2 separate regions of the Homo sapiens genome follow, and region 2 is linked to region 1. A link is an interaction called in ENCODE POLR2A ChIA-PET data of the cell type or tissue named here. Cell type or tissue: Panc1. All regions are shown on one strand. Links, peaks and the distances in the headings refer to the core of each region. The heading gives the core; the rest is flanking DNA.

Region 1 (10,214 bases), core at 1,354-9,353:
TGAGGAATCACTTTGGTTTACTACTCTATAATTATTGGAAGGATTGGTACAATTAGTTGAAAATACTTCAAATATGTCTGATTCAGTGATTCTTTGAAAAAATTATTTGGAGTGGAGTGATGCCATTGACATTGTGGGAAAAATTCTTAAAATGTGAACTTTGCTATAATTCAAAGAGGTATCTTCCTAAGATTGAGAAAGAGAGGCAATATGGTCTAACTCATTTTCAAAACTTTCTGACCTTCACCCTTAGTAAGATACATATTTTACATCGTGACCCAATATATACATTCTATCTATCTATTGATAGGTCAATCAATCATCTATCTAGAACTAAAAAGTGTCACAAAACAATACCTAGTTAACTAGATTTGATGCACTCTATATTTTCTGGGCTATTCTATTCCATTTCTTTTTAAATACTGTTTGTGATCCATAGTTTGAAAAATGCTGGATTCATGAAAAATGAGCTAGGAGACAGACTTCGTACAAATCTCTGTCCCATGATTACCCCTTTCTACGAGCTTGCCTAGTTAATTCTTTCCTTTGAATCTTGTTTTCTTCATCTATAAAGTGAATGGGGTTGTTTTACTAAGTAAAGACAATTACATGTGAAGTGATTGGCACGTAAGAGGCACTCAATAAATCAATAAATGATAAGGTAGCAGGATAATGTTTTCTAATATTAATCAAGTGTTTTCCACTACATTTCCTTACGCGCTTTGTCGTCTATTATGAAGGCAAGGTTGTTACAGAACTGCTAGACTGTTCTTACCTGTTTGGTCTTTCAGTTAATTGATTCAGTGTCTCTTTCTCTTTCTCTGTCTCTCTCCCTCCCTCCCAGACATCTGTCAGCAGTCCAACAGTCCAAGCAGGGTCCAAGGACAATGTAGACAGCCCTGGGCCTCTGCCTTACTTCCTGTGCTCACAGCAAGCTTAGCCTCTTTGGCTCTCCCTCCTTGGTGACCACATTCTTTATCTGCTGTTCCCCATGGAGGGCAGCTGTGTTCCTCTTTTTCCCTAGGACCTTAGAGTCAGTGCCCAGCTTCTGAGTGCCCAGTTATTCTCCTTTCCCAAGATGCTGCTGCTCAGGTTTTCCACAGTTTGCCTCTTCTGGGCTGGCCCCTCTGGCCCTCCAGACACACTTCTCTAGGTACATAGCTGATATGCCACAATTTAATTAGCCATTCCCTAAACACTGCATGTTTAGATCACCCATTTTTGTGGTGTTTTGTTTTTGTTTTTTTGCTAAATTAGAAAATTTTGCAATAAATAAAATCGTGCCTTTAGTCGTTTAAAATTTTTGGTCTGGTTAAGTTTTCACTAGAAAAATTGCCATAAATATATCAAATGTCATCAAATTTGGTACCTTTTTAAAGTTAAGAAATGAAAAAAATCCATATAAACATAGTTTACACATGTATATATCTCTATATAAATATAGGTATATATGTATACTTTTCTTTTTACCAATAAGAGCTTATATAATTCAGAAGGGGATTCCTCCACTCTTCATGATGAATTTAATATGGTCATCTTTACTTCACCGCTAGCCAAATTACAGTCTCTGTGCATCATATAACAAATTCCTAATGACATCACAAGTTATTTGACATCACAAATTCTGTATTCCATTCCTATATACATAATATGTAGATGCCAGTCTTCTATTTTACTACTCATTTACAAATAGTGGCTTTTCAATAAAATTACCCAGGTAAATTTTTATTCATATCTACAATGAATAAGCATTCTTTCTGTGTAGTGTTCTCAACCCTAGAAATCAATATATTACAATTCTGTAGTTCTTTCTCAGTGTTATGCTAGAATTCATGAAGTCAGCAATCTCCTATTCCTGTAGACATAGTGAAGATGCAAGAGCAAAAGTGAAAGTGAGAGACGAGGAACGAAAGACATCCACTAAGCCTGGGTTTCAGTGAGCTCACCAACCATTTCTTCATGTCTCTTTACCCCTAACAATTATTTAGCACTTGATCACATCATCACACAGTCCATATGATTCCCAGATTATGGTGGCTAAAATATCCAGAAACAGATTTTCTTGTCTTAATGAAACAATCAAATTCAATATATGGAAGTTAGCCTATTCTGCATCAACCAGAAAGTAGTCACTTCCTAACTGCATATGACAGACAGAAAAAGTACTAAAGGAAGTTATATACAATGAAACCATTAAATGCAGATTTGCCACAAGGCAAGATGGTAATACTTGAACATTATGAAGTGCAGAAACTGCACAAGCACATTATATTTTAAACACTTCATCTATTTAACAAACTATGTACCCTCTTCAGCTAAATAAGATGAATTGAGATTCAAGAGGCAGCACCATACTAGCAAATCTCATCCTAAAGGCATCCATTAATATAAATCAACAGCAGCAATTTGGTTTGATCACTTATTTGCAAGAATCATTAAGGTTTATTAGCATAATTGTTCCCTCTGGGATTTCATGTCGAGAAAATGAAGAATGGCATTATCAATATTTAAAAGATAAGTGTGTAATGTTCAGAGTATTTCAACAGTCATCTGCAGGTGGTGTCCAGCTGCAGCAAATTAGATTAGATTTGGGCATTTTTCTGAACGAAAGAAAAATTGTTTTGTTCTAATTGCTTTATTTTATAAAGCAATACCATTTCGTAAATAATTTTTACTGTATAGCTACACTTAACAGTGCACATCTATTAACATGCTTTATTTCAGATCAGCAACTCTGTTAAGTTCAACCCTGTTATATTGTAACTACTGGGGGACATTAATCAGTATAATTCATCATCCATTATAAGGAAAAGCTCCTTCCCCTCAGTACTCTAGACATTTTAGTCTAGACTTGTAGGTAAAAAGTTGTTTTCTAGAGGGAAATGAACGAGAAGACTTCCTTGTAATGTTGGGAAGGCATAAGTCCTCCCTTAACAATGAAGTATCATTTATGATAGTAATAATTTATTACTAGAAATAATATTTAAATGTAATAATTGTTTTTTAATAATGACATGCAATGGAATGTTATTTAGTGATAAAAATAAATGAGCTATCAAGTCACATAAAGATTTGCAGGAACCTTTAAATGAGTTTTGCTAAGGGAAAGATGCCGGTCTGAAAAGGCTACATACTGTATGATTCCAAAGATACGACATTCTGGAAAAGGCAAATCTATAGAAACAATAGAAAGATTAGTGGTTCCCAGGGGTTTGGGAGGAAGGAGTGAGGGAGAAATGAATAGGTAGAACACAGAGACTTTTTAGGCAGTGAAACTATTCTGTATGATACTGTAATAATAGATATATGACAATATGTCTCAATTTTCTGACCTCAAGCAACCTTCTTGCCTCAGTCTCCCAAGTAACTGGGATTACAGGTGCAAGCCACCACTCCTGGCCAGATACATGACATTATGTATTTCTCAAAACCCACCTGGGAGCAGTGGCTCATGCCTATACTCCCAGCACTTTGGGAGGCCAAGGTGGGTGTATGACTTGAGGTCAGGAGTTCAAGACCAGCCTGGCCAAACTGGTGAAACTCCGTCTCCACTAAAAATACAAAAATTTGCTTGTAGTCTCAGCTACTTGGGAGGCTGAGGCAGGAGAATCGCTTGAACCTGGGAGGTAGAGGTTGCAGTGAGCCGAGATCATGTCACTGCACTACAGACTGGGCAACATAGCCAGACTTCATCTCAGAAAAAAAACAAAACAAATCCTCATAGACCTGTACAAAACAAAGAGTGAACCCTAATGTCAATTACGAACTTAATCATATTAATATTGGTTCGTCAAGTGTAACAAATGTACTACACTAATATGTAATGCTAAAAATAGGGGAAATTGTATGGGTGCGGTGGGGAGGAGAGGTGAGACGGGGAATTCTCTGTATTCTGTCAATTTTTCTGTAAACCTAAAACTGCTTCGAAAAAGGAGCAAAGTCTATTAAAAATGTAGTAATTGTTAGGATAATTTTTTAAAGGTTAAAATCAGCTAATTGTTACAATTGATTAAATTTGTCTTGGATTTAGGTCAATATTCTGGCCAAAAATCTTTTTCTCAGATTACCTATGAAATTATATGAATCCTTCTACCATATCCAAGGGTATACTGGAAATGAGGAATTATAACTGAAGTTCCCTTTAGAGACGAAAGTCTTCATTTCGAGAAGTAAACAGTAAAAAACATACATGTTTGCTGAAATACTTTGCAATGTCACTATTTCACTATTAGGAATTAACAAATTAAACCCCACACTCTATTGAATGTGTTATACCCTGTTCAACCCTGAACCCATGCCTGTCTCCTGTCTCTTCTATACAGTGCCCAACCCTTTGCGGAGATGGATATGCCAAGAAGAGAAATTTATAGCAGGCTGCCTGCTTTGCTCCATTCCAGATCAATTTACACAGAACACCCAGAGGGCAGGTTTACGCCTTCTCTCCATTTCTCTCAAACAGTGATGGCAATGAGTGGAGTACTAGAGACAACATAGATATGCAACCACGGGATAAATGACCAAAGGACAGAGAGACGAGCGACCTCAGTTGTATGATGGAACCAAGAGAAGTCGCTGATTTTTAGTTGTTTTGATCTGGTTGTAAGGATGGGGTGACAACTTCCAAGCTTTTACACGTCAGCACTGAAACTGCAAGTCCCATTTGTTATTAATCTTTAAGCAGACATATTGCTACAGAAGACGGACTCCAAATTAGAATAACACAAAGTTATACCACTAATCACCTTATACAAATATTTTAGTGTTGACAAGATTTCTCTGAATGTATCATTTCTAAAATCAGTATATCTAATTTCTCTGATCCATTATCATTCTTAAACTTCCCATTTAAAATGGACTTTAGTGTCTAACCTGCCTATGGAATGAACCAGATCAACATCCTGCCATCATGTAACGTGCTCTCTCTTGGTACCTGGACCACATAGCAGAGTAAGATTCATGTGGCTCATAGATTTTAGTCCCAAAATTTACCAGCAGCTTCTGCGGGGGGGGGGGGGGGGCGGGGGGGTGAAGTGAAGGCTGCTGGAAGCTCGTGCTACCCTCAGTGCCTCACAACCCAGCAAAGGGGACAGCGACCTGGACTCCCATTGCTGAGGATTAAACCAGTCATCGTCCCTAGCAGAGACCTGGCTGACTAGGCACTTAGTGTGCGGGATGCTCCATGCGTGGAAATTTCCTTCGGCTCCATGCATTAGGCAGTAGTTTGCGTATTTCTCTGTGCGCAGTCTCCACAGTCCCGAACTTGGCTCCCAAACCCACTGAAACCACAGTTCGGCCGCTGGAGGGAAATCGAGCTTCCCTAGCCCACTGCAAAGTGCTTGGGTCAGGCCACAGTCTGAACTTCCCGCTTTTCTAGTTTAGACCTATAGAAGTAGCCCTCCTGCCCTGGTCCTAAGAAGCTCAATGCCGATTGTATCTTATCGCGTCCAATGGGAGGCCACGTTCTGCGTGGGTCACTTTTGGTCGAGCGGAGGGCGCGCAGCTCCACCGTTGCCAAGACGCCGCGTAAACACCCGAGCGCGCGCAGCCAGGTGCGCTCCTTGGGGCTGCTGGCTGCTGCGTTTGCGGCGGGAGGTGGTGGCCGCGGTCCCACGAGAGGGGGTATTTTTCGTCAGCCAAGATGGTGAGCCAGTTGGGGGACTTGAAACTACTTGTTTATTGTTGATTTAATTCTAGTTTGGCGCTCATCTGCTTCTAAAAAAGGATTTTAAGTGCTTAATCTGGTCATTAATTGGGGAACTTGTATTTGCTTTCGGAGGCTTCAGGTGCTATTAGAAGGGACGCTCGCGGTGGTTTCCAGCTTTTTTGGCACTTTTCGCATAGTGTATTAAATACATCTTTAAATCTGCCCAATAGAACCTCTGAAGAAATAAGTAGATATAAAAGTGTAGGAGAAAGCGAATTGATAAATAGCGGCGAATTGACCTATTACATTTATGTTAGGAAAATCTGACCAGCTTCTGAACAGCACTTTATGGCCCTGTGGTGGTAGTCGTGGTGGTGGTGGTGGTGGGTGGAATGAGGGGAGGAGAAATTCCCTGGTGGTAGTAAAGATCTGGGTCTGTAGGGTGCGATTAATCCTAGCACAGCTATTTATTAGCTGCAGAACCTTGGGTAAAGTTACTTTTCATGTTTCATCTATAAAATAGGTAATAATAACAGTACCTATTTAATCGATATGTGAACATATTTACCACGTTTACTTTTTATTCGGTATACTCCTTTGAATTTAGGAAGGAAGCCAGGCTCTTCGTATCCTTTCTTACTAAGGTTTATATCAATACATTTTTTAAAATTAGATTTTGGAATATCAAAATATGCATCTTTTTTTTTCTTCCATCGTAGGGTTCCAAAAGGAGAAATTTGAGCTGTAGTGAAAGGCATCAGAAATTAGTAGATGAAAACTACTGCAAAAAATTACATGTCCAAGCTCTAAAAAACGTCAACAGTCAAATCAGGAATCAAATGGTGCAGAATGAAAATGATAACCGTGTTCAGCGCAAGCAATTTCTCAGATTATTACAAAATGAACAATTTGAGTTGGATATGGAAGAGGCCATTCAAAAGGTAAGTTTTACTATTCATTGTTACTTTTTTTTTCATTTTGCACCTTGGAAACGATGAAAGTCAGCTGTTAATGCTGGAAATGAGTAGATAAACAACAGCAGCAGGTAAGTGATGCCTGATTGTGCCTCAGCTCGGTGTAATCGTAAAGACCTGGGTTTCTGGAGCCGGCCTGTCTTTGAATCCTACTACTGCTATACCTTAGCTACGGACCCTTGAGTAAGTTGCTTTTACTTTTTTTTTTTTTTGGATGGAGTCTTGCTCTGTCGCCCAGGTTGCAGTGCAGTGGCACGATCTTGGCTCACTGCAACCTCTGCCTCCGGGGTTCAAGCGATTCTTCTGCCTCAGCCTCCTGAATAGCTGGGACTATAGGCGCGCAACACCACGCCTGGCTAATTTTTTAATTTTTAGTAGAGACGGGGTTTCACCATATTGACCAGGCTGATCTCGAACTCCTAACCTCGTGATCCGCCCGCCTCGGCCTCCCAAAGTGCTGGGATTATAGGGGTGAGCCACCGCGCCCAGCCTGCTTTTATTTTTTATGCTTTTTCTATAAAATGGGGAATAAGAATAGTACCTCCTACTTAGGATTGTTTTAATAATGAGTTAATACATGCAAGACTCTTGGAATAGTGCCTGGTACAGAATAAGCACTCAGATTTTTTTTTAACATAAATATGAACTCTGTAATTACTACCAGTTTTGTTCATGTAAGTACAATTGTGTTGCCTTTCATAAATTTCTAAAAACAAAAATTTAGGGGTGCCTTTAAAAAATTTACTGAAATTAATGTATACATTATTAAGTGGTAGAAAATGAACCCTTAGGTATATCTCAACATTTTAAGGGATTAAGGTGGTAGAAAAGGGAAACTAATAAGAATTGAGACATGATAGAAGTGAATTCTCATAAATATATAAAAGGTATTCTGATATGTCAGTAGTTTTTGAGTAGCTGCTGTATGTTAAACATTTTGGAGGATTTTGTGGAGAATAACAAAAGCAAATTTAAAAAATGATATCCACCCTTCTGTGTTCCAAATTCAAAAGCTTAGATATGATTTTTTTTTTTAACTCTGAGAAAGCACATCTTAGGGGTTGGATATTTTTCCTATTCTTATTATTTTCTCTTTAATTTGAAAGAATATCCCAGGTATCACACCAACTCTTTCCTACATAGTTAAGTGTACATCTAACAAAATATGGATGTTTTCTTACATGGAGTACCATAATACTATTATCTCACCCATTCCATAAACACATTTCTGTGATTGTGTCAAAAATCTGCTTTTACAGTTGGTTTGTTTTAACCAAGATCCAAGGAACATTCATACGGTGTATTTGGTGGTTATGTCTGTTTAAGTCCCTCTTAATTGAAAACAGCCCCTCCTTCACCGTGTTTTTCTTTTTTGACTTCATGTTTTTAGCTTGCTAAACTAAGCCAGTTGTTTTATCCAGTAGCCCACATTCTGAATATACGTGTTTGCTTCCTCATGTTCCTTTAATTTATTTCCCTATCTGTTATATTTCCTCTAAATAGAACCTAGCCATAAAGACACAATTAGATTGCGGTCCACCTTTTTTGGCAAGAATACTCCATAGGTGATGCTGTCTTTGTCATTGTGTCACAACAGGGAACACATGAGGTCTGGTTGTTCCACTTTTAGTGATGCCAGTATTGATCAGTGGGTTTAGGAAGACAGTCTGGTTTCTCCACTGTAAAGGTTCCCATCAAACTTTCATCTGTGGTTTCACAAAAGAATTTTTTCTTTCATTAGTGGTTACAAAAACTGATTTTCTGATTCTTTTATTCCTTTCACATTTAATTAGCTGAAATTCCTCTGTAAAGAACTTCACCTTGGGCCAGCACAATTGCTCACCCATATAATTCTAGCACTTTGGGAGGCCAAGATGGAAGGATCTCTTGAGCCCAGGAGTTCAAGGCTGCAGTGAGCTATGATCTTGCCACCGCACTCCAGCCTGAATGACAGATACCCTGTTCCCCTGCCCCCACCCCACAAAAAAAAAAAAAAAAAAAAAAAAAAAAAAAAAAACAACAACAAAAAAACACTTTGTTATTGACTAGGGTTATTTATTCTTACTGAAAAAGGAGACAGTTAATTTTCAGAGTAAGGAATTGGTGTCCTATTTTCTTCCATTGGTGTCTACCTATGTTGTGGTTGTTTTTAAATTTTTGTTTTATTTAGTTTTTGACTTTGTCTCTTTTTAAAAATACCTTTATGGACTCATAGATATTTATGTACTTAATTGCATTTATTATTATTTTTGATGCTCAAATTATCTCATCCTTGGCCAATGGATGCCCTTTTATATTGCCTCTGTGTCGTTTTTTTTTTTTTTTTTTTTTTGAGACAGAGTCTTCATCTGTCTCCCAGGCTGGAGTGCAGCCGCACCATCTCGGCTCACTGCAACCTCCGCCTTCTGGGTTCAAGAGATTCTTCTCCCTCAGCCTCCCAAGTAGCTGAGATTACAGGCCTGCACCACCATGCTAGGCTAATTTTTGTATTTTTAGTAGAGATGGGGTTTCACGATGTTGGCCAGGCTGGTCTTGAACTCCTGACTTCAAGTGATCTGCCTGCCTCGGCCTCCCAAAGTGCTGGGATTACATGTGTCAGCCACTGCACCTGGCCCTCTGTGTCCTTTTGACAATATTTCCTTAATCTTTGATACCTTCCTTGCTTTTTGTCAAAACAAACTGTTCTAGGCTTGTGATAATTTTATGTGTCAACTTGACTGGGCCTTGGGGTTTCTAGGTATTTGATAAAACATCATTCTCGGTGTTTCTGTGAGGTTGTTTTGGATGAGATTAGCATTTAAATCCATAGACTGAGTATAAAGCACATTGCCCTCCCTAATATAGGTGGGCCTCATCCGATCAGTTGAAGGCCTGAATAGAACAAAAAGACTGACCTTCTTTTGAATAAGACAGAATTCTTCATGCCTGATTGCCTTTCAGCTGGGACATTTCCTTTTTTTCTAGTCATTGAACTCAAACTAAAACATTGGCTCTTTCTGGGTCTTGAGCCTGCTGGTTCTCAGGCTTTAGGACTCAAACTAGAACAAAACCATTAGTTCCTCAGCTTGCCAGCTCACCTTGCAGATCTTAGAACTTGCCTGCCTTCATAATCACTTACTCTGGAGAACCCTGACAAATACAAAATTTCTCTCTTATATTTTTTGTCCTACACCTGGAATCAGCCATTGTGCCAGGAAGCGCTGTTATCATTTAGTGGAAATAATATTTCAAGAAAACTTGGGTGCTAGGTTTACTCATAATTCTTGGGTTATCATTGCTTCCAGGTTTTTTCAGTGAACAAATCTTGGAAATATGCATATTTTTAACTTATTATTTTGAGATAAGTTTAGATTTATAGGAGAGTTGCAAAAACAGTGTAGAGAATTCACATATACCCTTCACCTGACTACTTCTTAACATCTTACACAGATGAAAATCATGGAAAAGTTATCAAAATGGAGAATTTAGCTTTCATGGAATACTGTTAACTGTGAGATTTATTCAGATTTCATCAGTTTGTCCACTAATGTGTTTTTGCTACTTGAGGACCATAGATTGCATTTAGTTGTCATGTATCCTTAGTTTTTAGCCTTGAG
Region 2 (10,214 bases), core at 953-8,952, 81 kb before region 1:
ATATTTTCTCCCATTCTGTAGGTTGTCTTTTCATTGTTGATTGTGTCCTTTGATGCACAGCAGTTTTAAATTTTGATGTAGTACAGTTTGTCTATTTTTACTTTTTTTGCCTGTGCTTTTGTTGTTACAGCAGCTTTACTTGTAATAGACTAAAACTGGAAACAATCCAAATGTCTTTCAACAGCTGAATGGATAAATATATCGTGGTATATCCAAACAATGGAATATTACCCAGCAATAAAATAAAATAAACTTTTGATACATGCAGCATTATGGTTGGATCTCAATATAATTAATCTGACAAACTTCAGACAAACTTAAAATTCTAGAAATGCACATTAATCTGTAGTCATAGATGGTCAGATGGCTTCACAGCTGCATTTCAATGCTTATCAAATGCTATGCCTTAAACATGTGCAGCTCATTGCTTGTCAAATTACAACTCAAAAAAATGTTAGAAAGAATTATCTCTTTGGTATTTCCACAGAATTTTGTTTTAAATCTCTATTACAGTGTTACCTTTGAAGTTAGAAACTTTAGAGTTAGAAGGCCTGGGATGGAGTCCCATTTCCATTAATTATTAAGCATGTGACTTTAGGGAAGTTAAAATCAGTTTTGTCATCTATAAAATGGATATAACTAAAGTGCTTCTCTCAGAATATTGTTCAGACGATTGAATGTATCAACTTGGCACATTGCCTATCAACTGGTGAGTGCTCAAAAATATCCATTGCTGTGATCAGTAATGCCACAGGGTGACCATTTAAGGACAGAGTCCATGTTTTATCCATCCTTATGTTCCTACTATGTTACTGTTGAACAAAGTACACTCTCAATTACAGCTACATAGGAGGAATAAATTCCGGTGTTCCGTACCACCATAAGATGACTGTAGCACACAATAATATATTATATAGTTTAAAATATCTAGAAGGAGAATATTGAATATTCCCAACACAAAGAAGTGATAAATGTTTGAGATATGAATATGGTAATTACCCTAATCTGATCTCTATATATTATATCATTGAAACATCACAATGTACCTACAAATATGTACAATTATTACTTGTCATTTAAAAAAATAAAAAATTGAGTAGGTTAAACTGGCTTATTATTGCAAACTGCCAGAGTATATTTAGCCATTCCTTGGCATTTGATCATTTGGAGCATTTTCAGTTAGTTTTTTTAATGTTCAGACATACACAGCTATAATATGTTGGCACAGTAATCATACAAACCCTCTCTTCCCCCATTTCAACTTACTTCTTGGGATATATTCTCAGGAATATTATTATCAGAAAGAGCATGATGAAAATATTGGATCGTGGTGGCTATTTTATTTTGTCTAGGATGTTTTCCCATTTCCTGTCTTCTTGTTCACCTCCCTTTTCTTCAGGAAATGCACAAGGAGGAGTGTGGTCCAGGGAGTGGTCATTTATAGTGCTCACCTTCACTGGATGGGCTCCTCATTCTCCTGTATTCCTCTGGGAAATGACTGATTTGTCAGTGTTGGGGGAAGGACATGTGACCTGAGTCTGTCCAATCAGTGTCCATGTTGGAGAGGGAAAGATTCAGTCCTCTGTTTCTCTTGGATCTTGAGATATAGGATGCAGGCCTTAGATGGTCAACAGCTCAGTCTTCAATGGTGTGAGCTACTCTAGGGTCCTTCAAAATTACAGAGGAATGCAATTTTTACTTACTTCAGAAAGTCTTGAACAATATGATTGGTTTTGTGATGTTTTTCTCTAAATCTTACTCAATTTGCTGTCCTGAAAGATTACTCATTTGCAATGTCACTAGCAGGGGATGAGTCAACCGACATCCCCATTGCCCCACATACATGGTTTTAGAATTTTTAAATTGCCTTTACTAATTTAATACGTATGAGGGTCATCTAAGTTTAGAATTCTGGACCTATGTATACATGTGCTATGTTATATATATATATATATATATATGAAAGAAATACATCAGCTTATCTTAACCGTTCATCATTAAAATGGTTGGAAAAAAAAGAATTCTGGACCTATAGCCCATCTTGTCACATATTGCTTTTCTCAGACTCCTTCAGAAATGCAACACAGAGGACTCTAGCCCAACGCATAATCTACACTCCAAACTGAAGTTTCTCCTTCAAACTTTGTCTGCTTTACCATCCTGATGAGCTTGCCTTCACATTAACTCAATGACCCATGTTGCCCTGTTCACCGAAATCCTGAAACCAACACTGAGGTAGTCCTGGAGCCTGGCTGTGGCTCTGCCCAACTTTCCTGAGCCACCTCCACTCCTTGCTACTACTGGTCACAGTGGAGAGATACACAGAGGACAACAGGCAAGGAAAAAAGAGAGCTGAAGATTATCATTATTTCCTCACTCTTTTCATCAAAGATATTATCTCCTGGTCCTGAAATAGTAGTGAGTGAAGCATTGTTATTACATAGCTACCATTTATTAGTGCTTATTAGGAGCTGGATCTTATGTTTTTTATTTTATTTTATTTTTTGAGATGGAGTCTCGTTCTATCACCTAGGCTGGAATGCAGTGGTGCCATCTCGGCTGACTGCAGCCTCCGACTCCCAGGTTCAAGTGATTCTCCTGCCTCAGCCTCCAGAGCAGCTGGGATTACAGGCACCCGCCACCCTGCCAGGCTAACTTTTGTATTTTTAGTAGAGATGGGGTTTCACCATATTGGCCAGGCTGGTCTGGAACTCCTAACCTCAGGTGATCTGCCCACCTCAGCCTCCCAAAGTGCTGGGATTACAGGCATGAGCCACCATGCCCAGCCGGGTCTTATGTTTAAATACAGTCATTTTAACCCTCATAACAATTCCAGGTTGGTGTTGCTATCCTAGTGAACGGATAATGAAACTAAGTTTAGGGGAGGTTAAACTTCACATGTTAGTAAAGAACAGAGCCAAGATTTGACCCCAGATACCTGACCTTCCTGACACGAAGCATGATGCTTTGCAGAGACAGCCCCATTCTAAGGCAGGATGCTTGGCAGTGGCCCTCTCCCCGTGACAGATACAGAAAGGTGATAGACACTTTACAAACATGCTTCTTAAGAAGAAAAATACTACGGTCACCAAAAATAAATAAATTATATACACAGCTTTGGGATCAAGGTAACTATCTTGAATGCCTTTTGTTGCTGCAGGGAAATCGATCAAAAGAAAAGGAACGCATCCATGCACGTGATCTTAATAGATTTTAAATGATCCTTGAGACACCAAATGCTACACCAAAATGCTTCCAAGCTCTAAAGTGACTAGTGAAATTATTTTGCGCAGACAATTTAAAATGTTAGTTATATTTCTATTCCAAATGTGCTACATTTGTAATTTATGATATGTTGTGATCCTTTGTATTAGCAATATATGTATAAAACTTAATTTGGAACTCGGAGTCTAAGTTTTCTGTTTTAGGATACAGTGGAGGGCAGTAGTTGTATATTTTGTCAGGCACACAAATACCCAATTATAAACTTTTTCCTAAGTCAAAATATTAATGCTATATTAAAATTTCTAGTATCTTATATAATAATACCCCATTTGTCCCTTTCAGCTGCTCCTTGACACCCTCCTGAGATACCAGACAATAAAAAATGTAGATTTTAAAAAGTAACCATCACCTTATGCTTTATAATAAGCCACAATTTTGTGCTGTTCTTATTCTATTAAAGACAATCGCTACAATATATAAACATGGTTAGGTAAGTGACAAAAATTCAATGGTTTCTAATTACTGTGAAAAACTTGGATTAGTTTTTCTTCCAAGATTAAGTGTCAGACTTCTCTAAATCTTTTAAAAATATATACATTATTCTCTGTTCTTGTTTCCATCATTTCGCTTGAGATTTTTCAGAGCACTTTTGCTGTCAGTCTTTTGCCATTTTAAAATAAGACCTTTCACTACCTGTATCCAGTGTCAAAAAGTCCCTGGGTATAACTCCTATTAATAATTGAGAGTCCTGGTGGCTTTCTTTCTCTGCTTTTTAGTATTCAGCTAACTTATCTCTGCCAAAGAGAATTAATAACAAGCTGGCTAGTATACATTTTAAATGAGCTATGCATATTAAAAGGATTATTAAAATGTTACATGAGATATATACTCAAAGGTAGAAACAATCATACATGAAAAGCAAGAACGTTCTAATACTACATTCTATGAATAAACAGGAAAGACATGGCAGAGGTTCACTGGTTTGCTGACACTAACAGCAATGAAGTCAAGAGAAGAGCTGGTACCTCACTAATAATAACCTTAGGGGCCACTCATGAGCAGGTTTGCAAATAACTAACACTTGAGTTACACGACCACCTGGCCTAACCTGAATGATATTGATCCATGTGACATTTAATAACAGTGTAATTATACAGCCTTTTAACCTTTTCAAATGCAGCTCCAATTTGAGATAAGAAAAACGACAAATCTACATATTTTTCCTCTATGATATTTGCATAAAGCTGAATAGTTGTATCTGTGAATAAATATTTATAATGACAGAATAGAATGTTTCATTAGGAACAAGACTGCCATTTTACTGATTCACTTACTTCTGTTGTATATCCATGTCATACCTGTTTTTGCCTTTGTAATTTTACACTTTATTTTAAACTACACATCAAATTTACTCAGGGATTTGACGATCAGCTAGTTTCCTCACTTGCAAAATAAAAGGAGAGTAAGGTAGATTATTTGTATTCAAACTGTTTTTAAGATATTTTTCAACATATGCAAAAGATAAGCTAGAGCTGGTATGGCTGATATGGGATAGATAGGGACTTTCTCCCAGGGAGAATGCTGATTCTCCTTCCCCTCCACCCTGCAAGAGCTCCAGGGAATCTAGTTAAAAACAAAGCAAAGCAAAGATACTTACAAGAACTAAGAAGTAAGGTTAGCAAGGTCACAGAATACAAGATTAATATAGCAATCCAATAATAAAATTAATAAAACGTATTGTTTCACAGTAGTAATATTCAAAAGAATAAAATACTTAGGAATAAAGTTAATGAAACAAGGATAAGACCTTTATACTAAAAACTATAAAACATTATTGAGAGAAATTAAAGACCTAAATAAATAGCGATATATGTGTTCGTGGATTGAAAGAGTTAATATTAAGATGACAGTACTCCCCAAATTAAACAATCAAGTCTATAAAATTCTTATCAAAATCCCAGTAGGTTTTCTGTAGATGTTGACAGACATATCCTAAAATTTAGATTAAAATCTAGATTAAAAAACACCTAAAATAGTTTAAAAGAATTCCAAAGAAAAAGACTGGAGGACTACACTACCTGGTTTCAAAACTTACTATAAAATTCCAGAAATTAACACAGTGTGGCTTTGGCATAAAGATAGATATATAAATTAATGTGAAAACAACAGAATTCAGAAATAAATGCACATATATATATATGGTCAGTTGATTTTTGACAAAGATTCCAAAGCAATTCAATGTAGGGGAAGAACAATCTTTTTTTTTTTTTTAAAAAAAAGCTGGAATAATTACATCTATGTATGTATCTATCAATTTATCTAAAGGAACATAGGCCCTTACCTCACACAATAGACAAAAATTAGCTCTAAATGAAACATAGACCTAGGTGTAAAACTACAACTATAAACTTTTAGAGGAAAACATAGGTAAAAAATTTTGTAACCTTAGGTTAGTCAAATATTCATTAGATATGACACTAAAAGCACAATCCATTTTTAAAATAATAACTTGGACTTCACCACTATTAAAAACTTTTCCTTTTTAAAAATGGTAAGACAAACCACAGGCTGGGAAAAATACATGCAAATGATGTATCTAAAAATTGACACATATTCAGAATATATAAAGAAAACCTACAACTCAATAAGACAACACACTGGGCATGGTGGCTCACGTCTGTAATCCCAGCACTTTGGGAGGCTGAGGTGGGCGGGTCCCCTGAGGTCAGGCGTTCGAGACCAGCCTGGCCAACATGGTGAAACCCCATCTCTACTAAAAATACAAAAAAAAATTAGCCGGGCATGGTGGCACACACTTATAGTCACAGCTACTTGGGGAGGCTTAGGCAGGAGAATCTCTTGAACCTGGGAGGCAGAGGCGGCAGTGAGCCAAGATCACGCCACTGCAATCCAGCCTGGGCAACAGAGTGAAACTCCATCTGAAAAAAAAAAAAAAAGACAACACAACACAAAATGACTAAATGATTTTAATAGATATTTTATCAAAGAAGACATACAAATGACTAATAAGCATGTGAAAAATGCTCAAGATTTTTGGTTTCTGGTCCAACATGTGTAAAGCTTGGAAGTTATCACTTCCATCCTCACAATAAGAAGAAAGCTGAACAAATTGAAAATCAACAGCTCTTCTTAGATCCATCAGGTAATTGAGGCCACAGGGCAAACTGCTGCCCCTGAAATGGCAGAGACAGGTAAATACAGAGTATCACAGCATACTGGGAACAGAAGTTGCTACTGGAGACAATACTATAGATAATGGACTAACTGTTGGATATTGAGCCTTGGACTAGTTTGAGAGAACACTTCCTGGAGATCCAGCTTTAGGGATCATCAGTTTTACCTCTAGGAGTCCCATAAGGTTTTCAGGGTAAAGAACAGAGAAAAATCCCCTCATGCTCTGGTAGGGGAGATAAAGACGGGGAATAATCATTTTGAAATACACATAGAGCATTCTGTTCTCCTTAACAAAGGCTTGTTCTCAAGGGATCTATTTTAATAGTATCTAGCTTGTTTGAGTTTTACTAGACTCTAACTGACTCTGGAGAAGGAAAATACCCAACTTCAGCCTCCTCAAGGCTTTGATGTGGGAGAAAGAAACTATAAGACTCAGACACTATTTGAGAAGGAGTCTCTAGGGAAACCCGAAGACAACAGAGAAAAACAAGGACACTAGGGGAAATTTTATTCTTTCACACCTACTACAATAGCAATAGTAAACACAGTCTATATACTAATCAGATAAACATAAAGCCTCACATGAAAGGTCTGTTTACCACAGTACCATTTACTTGATACAGTATGTTTGGCTTTCAACAAAAAGTTACAAAGCATGCTAAAGGCAAAAAACAAACAAAAAAACCCCCATAGTCTGAAGAGACAAGCAAACCATATTCAGACACAGTAGATTTTGAAAGTATCAGAACATTAAAAATAACCATGATTAATATGCTAAGGTGCTAAGAGGTCTAATGAAAAAGTGGACAACAAGAAAGAATGGATGAGTTATATAAGCAGAGAGTTGGAAATGCTAAGAAAGAATAAAAGGAAATGCCAGGAAAGAAACCACTTGTAACAGAAATGAAGAGTGCCAGTAGACTAGATACAGTAGAGGAAAGAATCATTGAGCCTGAAGATATGTCAATAAAAATTTTCTAAACCAAAAAGCAAAGAGAAAAAAGAATTTTTAAAAATGGAACAGAATACCCAAGAACTATAAGACAATTACAAAGGGTGTAACTATATGTAACAGGGTTGCCAAAAGGAGAAGAAAGAGAAAGGAACAGAAGAAATATTTGAAGTAATGATGGCTGAAAATTTTTCAACATTTTCAAAACCACAGATCTAGAAAGCTAGGATAACACTGAGTAGGGTAAATACCAAAAATGCACACCTCCACATAATAATCAAACTGCAGAAAACTAAAGACAAAGAGAAAATCTAGAAAGAAGCCAGGGGAGGGAAATACACTTTACCTACAGAGGAACAAAAATAAAAATGACATTGGATTTCTTTTCAGAAACCATGCAAGCAAGAAAAGCATGTGGTGAAATATTTAAAGAATTGAAAGGAAAAAAAAATCTACCTAGAAGTTTGTACCCAGTGAAATTATCCTCCAAAAGTGAAGGAAAAATAAAGACTTTATCAGAAAAAAGAATTGATGTAGACCTACCTTGCAAAGAAGGATTACAAGAAGTTCTTCAGAGAGGAGGAAAATGGTGTAGGTCAGAAACTTGGGTCTGCATAAGCAACAGGGAGCATCAGGAAAGAAGTGTAAGTAACATAAAATATTTTATTTTTCATATTAACGGATATAATACATTGTTCAAAATAACAATGAAGCAATATATCTGATGATCACAGCTTATGGACAAATGAATGACAGCTGTATTATAGGGATGGGATGCCCTCCTCTTTCCTTTCCCTCTTGGGAAATGGTGAGGAGCCATTTAGATCATGGAAATGGTGAGGAGCCTCTTGGGAAATGGTGAGGAGCCATTTAGATCATGTGGACAGGGATGAAACGATGAGTAGAAGGAACCTGGGTCCCTAATGTTACAGATTACCATATGAGCTCTAGATATTATTTGAAGGTCCCCATTAGAATTAGCTGAGCCTCTACCTAGCAAATACAAGAGCCTAGTACCAGTAGAGAAGTGTGAGAGGAATCCCGAGTGTGCAGGGTTAAAGGGGGATCAGAGAATGAAGGTAGCTCAGGTGCACCATTCTCATCAGTAGGTTGTCAATAAAAGAGCCACGAGAGAGAGAGAAGAGAACTTGAAGAGACAATAAAGGACACAATTTGCTGCTTTCTGAATCACTGATGAATCTGAGTCAGTTAAGGTATAAATGCTTCAAAAATAAATAGTATGAATGGCAAGAATGGACTCTTGTTAAGTACTTTCTAATAGTAGAATTTGCATTTATTATAAACCTGCATCGATGTTGCACTTTTATCAAAATTAAAGCCATTAAGTCAAATAATCCTAGTTTAATTATGAATAAGAGATGTATTAATCAACTACTGTAAGTACATTGTCACATTATTTAAAGAAAACTAAAAAATCATTTTGACAAGGAGATCATGTGCCAAACTTAATAAACATAGCCAGGACAATTTGGGTTGCTTAAAGATTTTTAAAAACAAATTTGTATGGAGATTTTTGCAGCATGGATATGGATATAGATATAGATAAGTAGATATATATATATATGAAACAAGATCATTAGCAATGTTTAGGTCTGGTTTATGGGATTAGGTAATAAATTTTCTTTTTGTATTTTTTACATTTTTGATCTTTTTTTAAGTTCAAATCATGTTATTAAATTATTATTTTTTTAATTTTATTATTATTATACTTTAAGTTTTAGGGTACATGTGCACAATGTGCAGGTTTGTTACATATGTATATATGTGCCATGTCGGTGTGCTACACCCATTAACTCATTATTTAGCATTAGGTATATCTCCTAATGCTATCCCTCCCCCCTCCTCCCACCCCACAACAGGCCCCGGTGTGTTATGTTCCCCTTCCTGTGTCCATGTGTTCTCATCGTTCAATTCCCACCTATGAGTGAGAACATGTGGTGTTTGGTTTTCTGTCCTTGCGATAGTTTGCTGAGAATGATGGTTTCCAGCTTCATCCATGTGCCTAAAAAGGACATGAACTCATCCTTTTTTATGGCTGCATAGTATTCCATGGTGTATGTGTGCCACATTTTCTTAATCCAGTCTATCATTGTCGGACATTTGGGTTGGTTCCAAGTCTTTGCTATTGTGAATAGTGCTGCAATAAACATACGTGTGCATGTGTCTTTATAGCAGCATGATTTATAATCCTTTGGGTATATACCCAGTAATGGGATGGCTGGGTCAAATGGTATTTCTAGTTCTAGATCCCTGAGGAATCGCCACACTGACTTCCACAATGGTTTAACTAGTTTATAGTCCCACCAACAGTGTAAAAGTGTTCCTGTTTCTCCACATCCTCTCCAGCACCTGTTGTTTCCTGACTTTTTAATGATTGCCATTCTAACTGGTGTGAGATGGTATCTCATTGTGGTTTTGATTTGCATTTCTCTGATGGCCAGTGATGATGAGCACTTTTTAATGTGTTTTTTGGCTGCATAAATGTCTTCTTTTGAGAAGTGTCTGTTCATATCCTTCACCCACTTTTTGATGGGGTTGTTTGTTTTTTTTTCTTGTAAATTTGTTTGAGTTCTTTGTAGATTCTGGATATTAGCCCTTTGTCAGATGAGTAGGTTGCAAAAATTTTCTCCCATTCTGTAGGTTGCCTGTTCACTCTGATGGTAGTTTCTTCTGCTGTGCAGAGCTTCTGCACAGCAGAAGAAACTACCATCAGAGTGAACATTTTTGATCTTTTTTAAAAGAGGAAAAATAAATATTTAAAATTTATCATTCTTGGGTGTTTCTTAGAGTGGGGGATGTGGCAGGGTCATAGGATAATAGT

The links. ChIA-PET counts read pairs that join two places held together with the same protein. Peaks named below come from ENCODE experiments on the same cell type or tissue, not always from the same donor. Only the 100,000 strongest peaks of a DNase experiment are listed, where the experiment ranks them.
Region 2: POLR2A ChIA-PET joins it to region 1 with 12 read pairs; 2 of 35 experiments call an interaction of 5 or more read pairs at or near these places.

The regions. Positions count from the first base shown.
Region 1 is chr15:56,460,397-56,470,610 of GRCh38, reverse strand. MNS1 (meiosis specific nuclear structural 1) reads left to right here and starts at 5,474. Exons shown (of 10, transcript NM_018365.4): 1 at 5,474-5,641; 2 at 6,364-6,585. The coding sequence starts at 5,639. RefSeq lists an enhancer at 1,922-1,971 and a silencer at 5,295-5,544. In Panc1, for the core only: no CTCF peak of the experiment used is centred there; a DNase peak (open chromatin) is centred at 5,440; H3K4me3 peaks cover 1,765 bases; H3K27ac peaks cover 954 bases.
Region 2 is chr15:56,541,361-56,551,574 of GRCh38, reverse strand. All of the region lies in intron 1 of LOC105370832 (a long non-coding RNA gene), which reads left to right. Among named protein-coding and RNA genes, the nearest start is that of MNS1, 81 kb to the right of the region's middle. In Panc1, for the core only: no CTCF peak of the experiment used is centred there; no DNase peak of the experiment used is centred there.